2 separate regions of the Homo sapiens genome follow, and region 2 is linked to region 1. A link is an interaction called in ENCODE POLR2A ChIA-PET data of the cell type or tissue named here. Cell type or tissue: PC-9. All regions are shown on one strand.

Region 1 (5,000 bases):
GCTCTTAAGAATCTAGGTAGTCTAGATGAGTGAGATTCCCCCCAGTGCAGTGCACCCCCTCCACCAAGGAGAAATCAGAGTGCTTTGTTAAGTGGGTCATGCCTCCCGACTGGATGAGATCCCCTCAACATGGGTCACCAGACAACTTACACAGGAGCATTCCCACTAACATTTGGTTGGTGCCCCTCTGGGATGGAGATCCCAGAGGAAGGGGCAGGGAGCCATCTTTACTATTCTGCAGTCTCCACAGGTGACACCTCTAGGTGCAGGAGGGACCCATGCAAATAGGGACTGGACTGGACCCCCAGCAAACAGAAGCAGACCCTCAGAAAAGGTGCCTGACTGTTAAAAGAAAAACAAACAGAAAGCGACAACAGCATCAACCAAAAATTCCCCACAAAAACCCCATCCAAAGGTCAGCAGTCTCAAAGATCAAAGCTAAATAAACTCATGAAGATGAGAAAGAATCAATGAAAAACGTGCTGAAAACTCAAAAAGCCAGAGTGCCTCTTCTCCTCCAAATAATCACAATGCCTCTCCAACAAAGGCTCAGAACTGGGCTGAGGCTCAGATGAATGAATTCACAGAAGTAAGTTTCAGAAGGTTGGTAATAACAAACTTCACTGAGCTAAAGAGGCATGTTCTAACCCAATGTAAAGCAGCTAAGACCATAAGAAAACATTACAGGAGCTGTTAATCAGAATAACCAGTTTAGAGAGAGCAATAAATGACCTGATGGAGTTGAAAAACAAAACATGAGAGCTTCACAATGCAACCCCAAGTATTAACAGTCAATAGACTAAGCAGAGGAAAGGATTTCAGAGTTTGAAGACTATCTTGCTGAAATAAGACAGACAAACAAGATTAGAGAAAAAAGAATGAAAAGGAATGAACAAAACCATGGAGAACTACGGGATTATGTAAAAAAAAAAAAAAAAACCCAACCTACAACTGATTGGGGTACCTAAAATAAATGAGGAGAATGGTACCAAGTTGGAAGACATACTTTGAGATATCATCCAGGAGAACTTCCCCAACCTAGCAAGACAGGCCAATGGTCAAATTCAGGAAATCCAGAGAACCCTAGTAAGACACTTCATGAGAAGATCAATCCCAAGACACATAATCTTCAGATTCTCCAAGGTGGAAGTGAAGGAAAAAATGTTAAGGGCAGCCAGAGAGAAAGACTAGGTAACCTACAAAGGGAAGCCCACTGGACTAACAGCAGACCTCTCAACAGAAACCCTGCAAGCCAGAAGAAATTGAAGGCCAATATTCAACATTCTTAAAGAAGAGAATTTCCAACCCAAAATTTTATATCCGGCCAAACTAAACTTCATAAGCAAAGGAGAAATAAAATGCTTTTCAGACAAGCAAATGCCAAGGGAATTCATCACCACCAGGCCTGCCCCGCAAGAGTTCCTGAAGGAAGCACTAAATATGGAAAGGAAAAGCCATTACCAGCCAATACGAAAGCACACTGAAGTACAAAGACAAACGACACTATGAAGCAACTACATCAATAAGTCTGCAAAATAACCAGCTAGCATCATGATGATAGGATCAAATTCACACGTAATAATATTAACCTTCAATGTAAATGCCCTAATTAAAAGACACAGAATGGCAAGCTGCATAAAGAGTCAAGATCCATTGGTGTGCTGTATTCAAGAGATCCATCTCACATGCAAAGACTCACACAGGCTCAAAGTAAAAGGATGAAGGAAATTTACCAAGCAAATGGAAAACAGAAAAAGCAGTTAAGCCAATGAAGATCAAAAGAGACAAAGAAGGGTACTACATGATGGTAAAGGGTTTAATTCAACAAGAAGGGATAACTATCCTAAATATCTATGTACCTAATACAGGAGCTCCCAGATTCGTAAAACAAGTTCTTAGAGATTGACAAAGAGACTTAGACTCTCACACAATAATAGTTGGAGACTTTAACAACCCACTGTCAATATTAGATCACTGAGACAGAAATTAACAGGGATATTCAGGACTTAAACTCAGCTCTGGGTCAAATGGACCAGACAGTTATCACAGAACTCTCCACACCAAAACAACAGAATACACGTTCTTCTCAGCACCACATGGAACTTAGTCTAAAATCAATCACATAGTTGGAAATAAAAGACTCCTCAGCAAATGCAAAAGAACTAAAATCATAACAGTCTCTAGGGCCACAGCACAATCAAATTAGAATTCAAGATTAAGAAACTCACTCAAAACTATACAACTACATGGAAACTGAACAACCTGCTCCTTTATGACTCCTGGGTAAATAATGAAATTAAGACAGAAATCAAGAAGTTCTTTGAAACCAATGAGAACAAAGATATTTGATATAATGTACCAGAATCTATGGGATGCAGCTAAAGCAGAGTTAAGAGGGAAATTTATAGCACTAATTGCCCACATCTAAAAGCTAGAAAGATCTCAAATCAACACCCTAACATCACAACTAAGAGAACTAGAGAAATAAGAGCAAAGAAACCCAAAAGCTAGCAGAAGACAAGAAATAACCAAGATCAGAGGAGAAATGAATGACATAGAGAGATGGCAAACCCTTCAAAAAAATCAATGAATCCAGGAGATTTTTTTTGAAAAAATTAATAAAATACATCGCTAGCTAGACTAATAAAGAAGAAGAGATAGAAGAATCAAATAGACACAATAAAAATGATAAAGGGGATATCACGGCTGACCCACAGAAATATAAACCACCATCAGAGAATAGTATAAACACCTCTATGCAAATAAATTAGAAAACCTAGAAGAAATGGATAAATTCCTGGACACATACACCCTCCCAAGACTGAACTAGGAAGAAGGCGAATCCCTGAATAGAAAAATAACAAGCTCTGAAATTGAAGCAGTAATAAATAGCTTACCAACCAAAAAAAGCCCAGGACCAGAAAGATTTACAGCTGAATTTTGTCAGAAGTACAATTAGGAGCTGGTACCATTTCTTCTGAAAGTATTCCAAACAATTGAAAAAGAAGGACTCCTCCCTAACTCATTTTATGAGGCCAGCATCATTCTCATACCAAAACCTGCCAGAGATACAACAAAAAAAGAAAACTTCAGGCCAGTATTCCTGATGAACATTGATGCAAAAATCTTCAATAAAATACTGGCAAACCAAATCCAGCAGCACATCAAAAGTCTTTTCCACCATGATCAAGTCAGCTTCATCCCCAGGTTGCAAGGCTGGTTCAACATATGCAAATCAGTAAACATAATTCATCACATAAATGGAACTAAAGACAAAAACCACGTGACTATCTCAATAGACACAGAAAAGACCTTTGATAAAATTAAATATCACTTCATGTTAAAAACTTTCAATAAACTAGGTATTGATGGAACATACCTCAAAATAATAAGAGCCTTATGTGAACAACCCACAGCCAATATCATACTGAATGGGCAAAAGCTGGAAGCCTTGCCCTTGAAAATGAGCACAAGACAACAATAACCTCTCTCATCACTCCTATTCAACATAGTATTGGAAGTTATGGCCAGGACTATCACGCAAGAGAAAGAAATAAAGGGTATTCAAATAGGAAGAGAGGGAGCCAAACTGTCCCTGTTTGCAGATGACATGATCTGCAAAGACAACCTAGCTAAGCTAAGACAATCCTAAGCAAAAAGAACAAAGCTGGAGGCATCATGCTACCTGACTTCAAACTATACTACAAGGCTAAAATAACCAAAACAGCATAGTACTGCTACAAAAGCAGACACATAGATCAATGAAATAGAATACAGAACTCAGAAATAAGACCATCTGATACTGGACAACCATCTGATCAACAAACTTGACATAAACAAGCAATGGGGAAGGGATTCCCTATTTAATAAATGGTGCTGGGAGAACTGGTTAGCCATATGCAGAGAATTAAAATTGGATCCCTTCCTTACATCTTATGCAAAAATTAACTCAAGATGGAGTAACCCCAAAACTATAAAAACCCTAGAAGAAAATCTAGGCAATACCATTCAGGACATAGGCACAGTCAAAGATTTCATGATGGAAATGCCAAAAGCAATTGCAACAAAGCAAAAATTGACAAATGGGATCTAATTAAACTAAAGAGCTCCTGCACAGCCAAAAAAACTATTATCAGAGTGAACAGACAGCCTACTAAATGGGAGAAAATTTTTGCTATCTATCCATCTGACAAAGGTCTAATATCCAAAATCTACAAGGAACTTAAACAAATTCACAAGAAAAAAAAACAAACAACCCCATTAAAATGTGGGCAAAGTACATGAACAGACACTTCTCAAAATCAGACATACATGCAGCCAACAAACATGAAAAAAAGCTCAACATCAATAATCGTTAGAGAAATGCAAATCAAAACCACAATGAGATACCATCTCATGCCAGTCAGAATGGTGATTATTTAAAAGTGAAGAAACAACAGATCCTGGTGAGGCTGTGGAGAAACAGGAATGCTTTTACACTGTTGGTAGGAATGTAAATTAGTTCAACCATTGTGGAAGACAGTGTGGCAATTCCTCAAAGACCTAGAAGCAGAAATACCATTTGACCCAGCAATCCCATTACTGGGTATATATCCAAATGAATATAATCATTCCATTATAAAGATACATGCATGTGTGTGCTCATTGCAGCACTATTCACACTAGCAAAGACATAGAATCAACCCAAATGCCCATCAATGATAGACTGGATAAAGAAAATGTGGTACATATACACCATGAGATACTACGCAGCCATAAAAAGGAATGAGATCGTGTTCTTTGCAGGGACATGGATGGAGCTCAAAGTCACCAACCTCAGCTACCTAACGCAGGAACAGAAAACCAAATACTGCATGTTCTCACTTCAGCTCTCACTTATAAGTGGGAGCTGAACAATGAGAACACATGGACACAGGGAGGAGAGGGAGAGCATCAGGATAAATAGCTAATGCATGCTGGGCTTCACATCTACGTGATGGGTTCATAAGTGCAGCAAACCG
Region 2 (5,000 bases), 120 kb after region 1:
AATGAATACTTTTATTGAAACATGGACAATTTTGTATTATGTCACGAGACTCTGAATCTTATCTTTACTTTTAGCTGGCTTTCTCTGACACTGCTCTTGCAGAGGAAGTGGGGCAGGTACCACCTTGTTACAGCCAGGTGGAGGCTGAAGTCCAGATCCTCTAGGGGAGGATGGCCTTTATTACTGTTGGGTAAAGATGAAAGTCTCACTCCTCACTGGTCTCCACTGACACTATAGGTGGGCCTTATTATAAGCTGGTGGGGATTAAAGACCTGATTCCCTACTTTTTTTGAGGTGCCTCTTTATACCCTAATGAGTGTGAAAATTTGGGTTCCCCATTTAGCCTATACTGGTATAGGTCGGGGTAGAACCATGGTGTTTTCTGCATGTTTGGCTGGAATACAGCAATTGTTGTCTGTAAGTTTCTCTCTTGCTTGCCTGCTCCCTTTTTTGGTCCATTGGCTAAAGAGAGCAGGCTTTTGCTAGTGCTTTTTTTGTCTGTTCCCACTGGCATTTCTGGGTTGCAAGCTTCTTCATCTCCAAGTCTGGGATATATAAGGCAAAAAGAAAATCCAGGGAACTCACCAATGTGTCATCCCTTGGGTCCTGAAAGCACATATGAGTGCATTCTTCTTCTCTCCACTTTCTTCAGTCTGCCTTTTAGAGTCTTGTTATGTCAGTTTTATACATAACGTCAAGGGATTTTAATTGTCCTTAGACAATTAAAGAGCTAGGGAAAAATATGTCTGCCCCTTCTACTAACAAGCAGGGGTCTACTCACTTTTATTTGGGTTATCTACATCTTATCAAATTTTTAGGTAAATGTTTAGGTTTTATTGAAATATATCTGCAGAAAAGCTCACAAATGAATTACCACCACCAAAAGTGAGGTGATGGCAGTTTACTAGCACCCTAGAAAGCTATAGTGTTTCTTCCCAGTTATAAATTATCTATCCCTCTTCCCCAAAGATAATCATTGTCATCACATCTAATGCTAGGGATTAGTGGGGATATTTTTGAACGTTATGTATATTATATAATACAATATGAACTCTTCTGTGTTGACTTTTTTAACTATGTTTGTGAGAGTAACTGAATGACCGATGACCACGTGACAAAGTGTTAAACTTCATTAATCATCAGCAAAATGCAAATAAAGTCGCAGTGATAAAATTAAAAATAATGACTGTATAAGTGTTGAAGAAAACAACTGGAATCCTTAATTTACACTTACATGTTAGCATCAAAAGTCATGTACAAGAATGTTCATAGTAGCACTATTCATGATAAGCTGAAAATAGAAACAATTCAGCTGTTCATCAACACACAGTGGATGAAAGAAATCATGGCAGATCCAAACAATAGAATTCTACACAACAATGAAAGAGAAAACATTCAACAACATGAGTATTCAATGATTTTTAAATACTGTTGCACATTTTACTTTTAATGTAGTTTTAAAAATCAAACTATGTTTCCTGAAAGAGGAAATATAGGCTGGGATCAGTGGCTTACGCCTGTAATCCCAGCACTATGGGAGGCCAAGGCGGGTGGATCACCTAAGGTCAGGAGTTCAAGATCAGCCTGACCAACATGGTGAAACCCCATCTCTACTAAAAATACAAAAATTAGCCAGGCATGATGGCAGGTGCTTATAATCTCAGCTACTCGGGAGGCTGAGGCAGGGTAATCACTTGAACCTGGGAAGCAGAGGGTGCAGTGAGCCGAAATCACGCCACTGCACTCCAGCCTGGGTGACAGAGCAAGACTCCATCTTAAAAAAAAAAAGAAAGAAAGAAAGAGGAAATATGCCATAGTGCAATATGTTGAATGCAATTTAAAACACTTTTAATTCCACATATTTTTAAAATATGCATGAATGTCTACGATATACATTTTTAAAACATTATAGTGAGTATCATTTGAAGGAAGGGGATTTTGAGTGAGGATGAGAGTAAATTTGGAACTGCTAATTAAATAAGTTAAAAGGAGAAATGGGATTGCAAGGACTAATTTTGACAGTGCAATGAATAACTCAATTCTGGGTCCTTTCAATATCTCCAACGTAATAACACTAAATATAAATAAATAGCCAACACAGCATACCACAAGAAAACATAAGCTGGATATATACCAATCTTAAGATGCCAGGAATGACCTACCTCTTCTCTTTCTGAAAAACTGCCATTACCTTTCACTATTAACTTCTTTCTTTGGTAAATCCTCCCTGGACCCCTCAGTTCAATTAGCCCTTTCTTTTCCAGATTCCCACAGCTGTCTCTTCATACCTGTGATGATTATTATTATTACTATTTTGAGATGGAGTCTCGCTCTGTCGCCAAGGCCAAATTGCAGTGGCGTGGTCTCAGCTCACTGCAGCCCCTACCTCCCAGATTCCAGCGATTCTCCTGCCTCAGCCTCCTGGGTAGCTGGGATTACAGCCATGTGCTATCATGCCCAGCTAATTTTTTTTATTTTTAGTAGAGACAGGGTTTCACCATGTTGGCCAGGCTGGTCTCAAACTCCTGATCTCAGGTGATCCACCCGCCTCGGCCTCCCAAAGTGCTAGGATTATAGGCATGAGTCACTGAGCCCAGCCTACCTGTGGTTATTTGTCCTAAATTCTGCCTTTCTAATGAAGCTGAATTTTCCTTTGGGTCAGGGAATCTGCATATACTTGCCTATATTCCTAAAACTAATAAAGCACCTAGTATACAGCAGCCCTTGGCAAATTTTGATGAATAAATTGGTGAATAAAACAAGGACTTCATTCATTAGACATCTACACCTTATTTCATAACAATCTCAAATATCTTAAGCTGAATACTAACTCCTTGACCTCATGACCACACAAGAGGTAGAAACAACAGGACATGGTGACTCACTACATAAGTGGTTGAGGAAAAGTGAATGGAAAAATAGGGCATATTTTTTTATTTAAAATATGGGTATTTATCTCATTTCATCCATTAGCACTGTAATTGCATTCTAGGGAACTCAGCAATTCTGTGCAATACAGAGTTGGTATCCAGGCTGGGCTTCCTCAAATTACTGAGCCATTTGCTTGGTAGACTTTGGCATTTTGGCAGCTTACATTTTAGGGATGAAACAGGACCAAGATGCAGTCAAAAACCTCCTCAGAAGGTCTGCCTGAATAACAACTGCATTCATACTATCTCCCACTGTACCCTCTATCTGATAAGCTATCATTATGAACTATTTTTAACTATTATTATTGTTTGAAGAGACAAAAATCTCCAATATTTTTTTGGCCAGTTCTGCAAGAACAAAGGTAGATTAAACATAGGTATGTTTCTTAAGTCTGGGCTTTATGGGTAAGTTTGCCTCAGCTATGGAGGGAAGAAACTTGGTATTTAAGGCTTAAAGCTTGAGTCATCTTTTCCAGGCCAATTGTCAAGTGCCTGATGGATGGTTCATGGCTGCCAAGGGAGCAATTGGAGAAACATAGAGGGTTATAGGAGGCAGAAAGACAAAGCAGTCATATAACCCCCATCCTGAAAAATATAGTAGAAAGAATTTTTGAGATTCATTTGCTGCCAGCATGGCTCTACAAACTTTTGGAACATATTTCAAAGTAAGTACAAAGCATTATGTATAAAGAGCATCAACTATTATCCATTTTTGCTGGAATTCCTGTTCTTTGTTTTGAAAGGCAATTCTACTGCTCACTTTTAGGAACTTCATTTAAGATACATAATGATTAAGTGGGATATTCATAATCCTTTAGAGGTTGTAAATGTGCAAGCTATATGTGTGTTTAAATTTTAGGGCCCCATATACACAACGGGTTTCTGTGTCAAAGAGAACCAGAGTTCTCTGTGTCTGGCTTCCCGGAATGGAGATTCTATGTGTGTCTCTCAGAGCTCTGAATTTTGGCTCCTTTTTACTCTGTGACCCATTTAACCCTCCAGCAATCCCTATGATGCTTTTTCCCCCCTCCCCCCCGCTATTACTAGTTAAAACAGTAGCATTCCTCCCAGGCTGACTGAGATCCAAGTTTCCTCAAGGGCCATTTGTAAAAGTACTTAAAACTATTATTCAAAGCATTTTTCTGGCTCTAATCTTTCCCTTTTTTCAAGCATTGCCCATATGATCAGTAAATGTTACTCCCAAAGGAAAAAAAAATAAAACTGTGGAACCAGAACTGAACAAAGCCTGCACATGCACACCTCCATGTTTGTACTGACACCATGCATTTCGCTCAAGATTCTTTGCTTCCCCTTATCCTTCCAGAAAAATCATAGTCACCCTTCAAATTCCACTGGAACCTTCTCCAGCATCCTTTCCGTTTGGTGAACCTTATCCTTTCCCTGCACATGCTCTCAAATCATGTTGTGCAGACCTCTTGCACAACAGTGATCACACTGAGTTTTACTGTTTGCTTAGGTACTGTGAGAAGCCTGAGGTTTAGAGTCTGAAGATGCGGGCTAGACTCCCCACTCTGCACTTACCATATTCCATTAGGGAAGTCATAAACCCTCTCAGGCTTCTGATTACCTCATCTACAGAATGGGTCTAATAGTACTTACCTTGCCAGGTTGCTATTTAGAAAGAGACAATGAGTTTCTAATTGCTCTCTAACAGTTCCTGGAAAAAAGCATAAATGATCCCTCATAAATAAATTACTGTGCATCTATTCAGGGGAAAACACACAGTCATTAGAAAAGGATGATATATACTTATATTTTTTGACACAGAACTATCTCTATGATATATTACTAAAGGGAAAGGATGTTACAAAAATGCTTAATGTCCTGAGATCATTTTATGTAAATACGAATAAATACAAATGTAAAATGTACCCATATATGCATGCACATCTAGAAGGAAGTTCACTAAAATGCTATTTTACCAATAAGTGGTGGAATTTTAGAAGACTTTAAATTTCTTCAGTATTCTTGAATACTGCTTGACTAATGGTAAAGCTATTTGCAAAAGAATTTTAGAGATACTATGCATAATATCAAAATTAATTTGAA

What was found. ChIA-PET counts read pairs that join two places held together with the same protein. Peaks named below come from ENCODE experiments on the same cell type or tissue, not always from the same donor. Only the 100,000 strongest peaks of a DNase experiment are listed, where the experiment ranks them.
Region 2: POLR2A ChIA-PET joins it to region 1 with 19 read pairs; 3 of 35 experiments call an interaction of 5 or more read pairs at or near these places.

The regions. Positions count from the first base shown.
Region 1 is chr3:36,250,529-36,255,528 of GRCh38, forward strand. No RefSeq gene overlaps it. Among named protein-coding and RNA genes, the nearest start is that of STAC, 130 kb to the right of the region's middle. In PC-9, no CTCF peak of the experiment used is centred here; no DNase peak of the experiment used is centred here.
Region 2 is chr3:36,369,882-36,374,881 of GRCh38, forward strand. All of the region lies in intron 2 of LOC124906227 (a long non-coding RNA gene), which reads right to left. Among named protein-coding and RNA genes, the nearest start is that of STAC, 8.1 kb to the right of the region's middle. In PC-9, no CTCF peak of the experiment used is centred here; DNase peaks (open chromatin) are centred at 2,790 and 3,360; H3K27ac peaks cover 2,012 bases.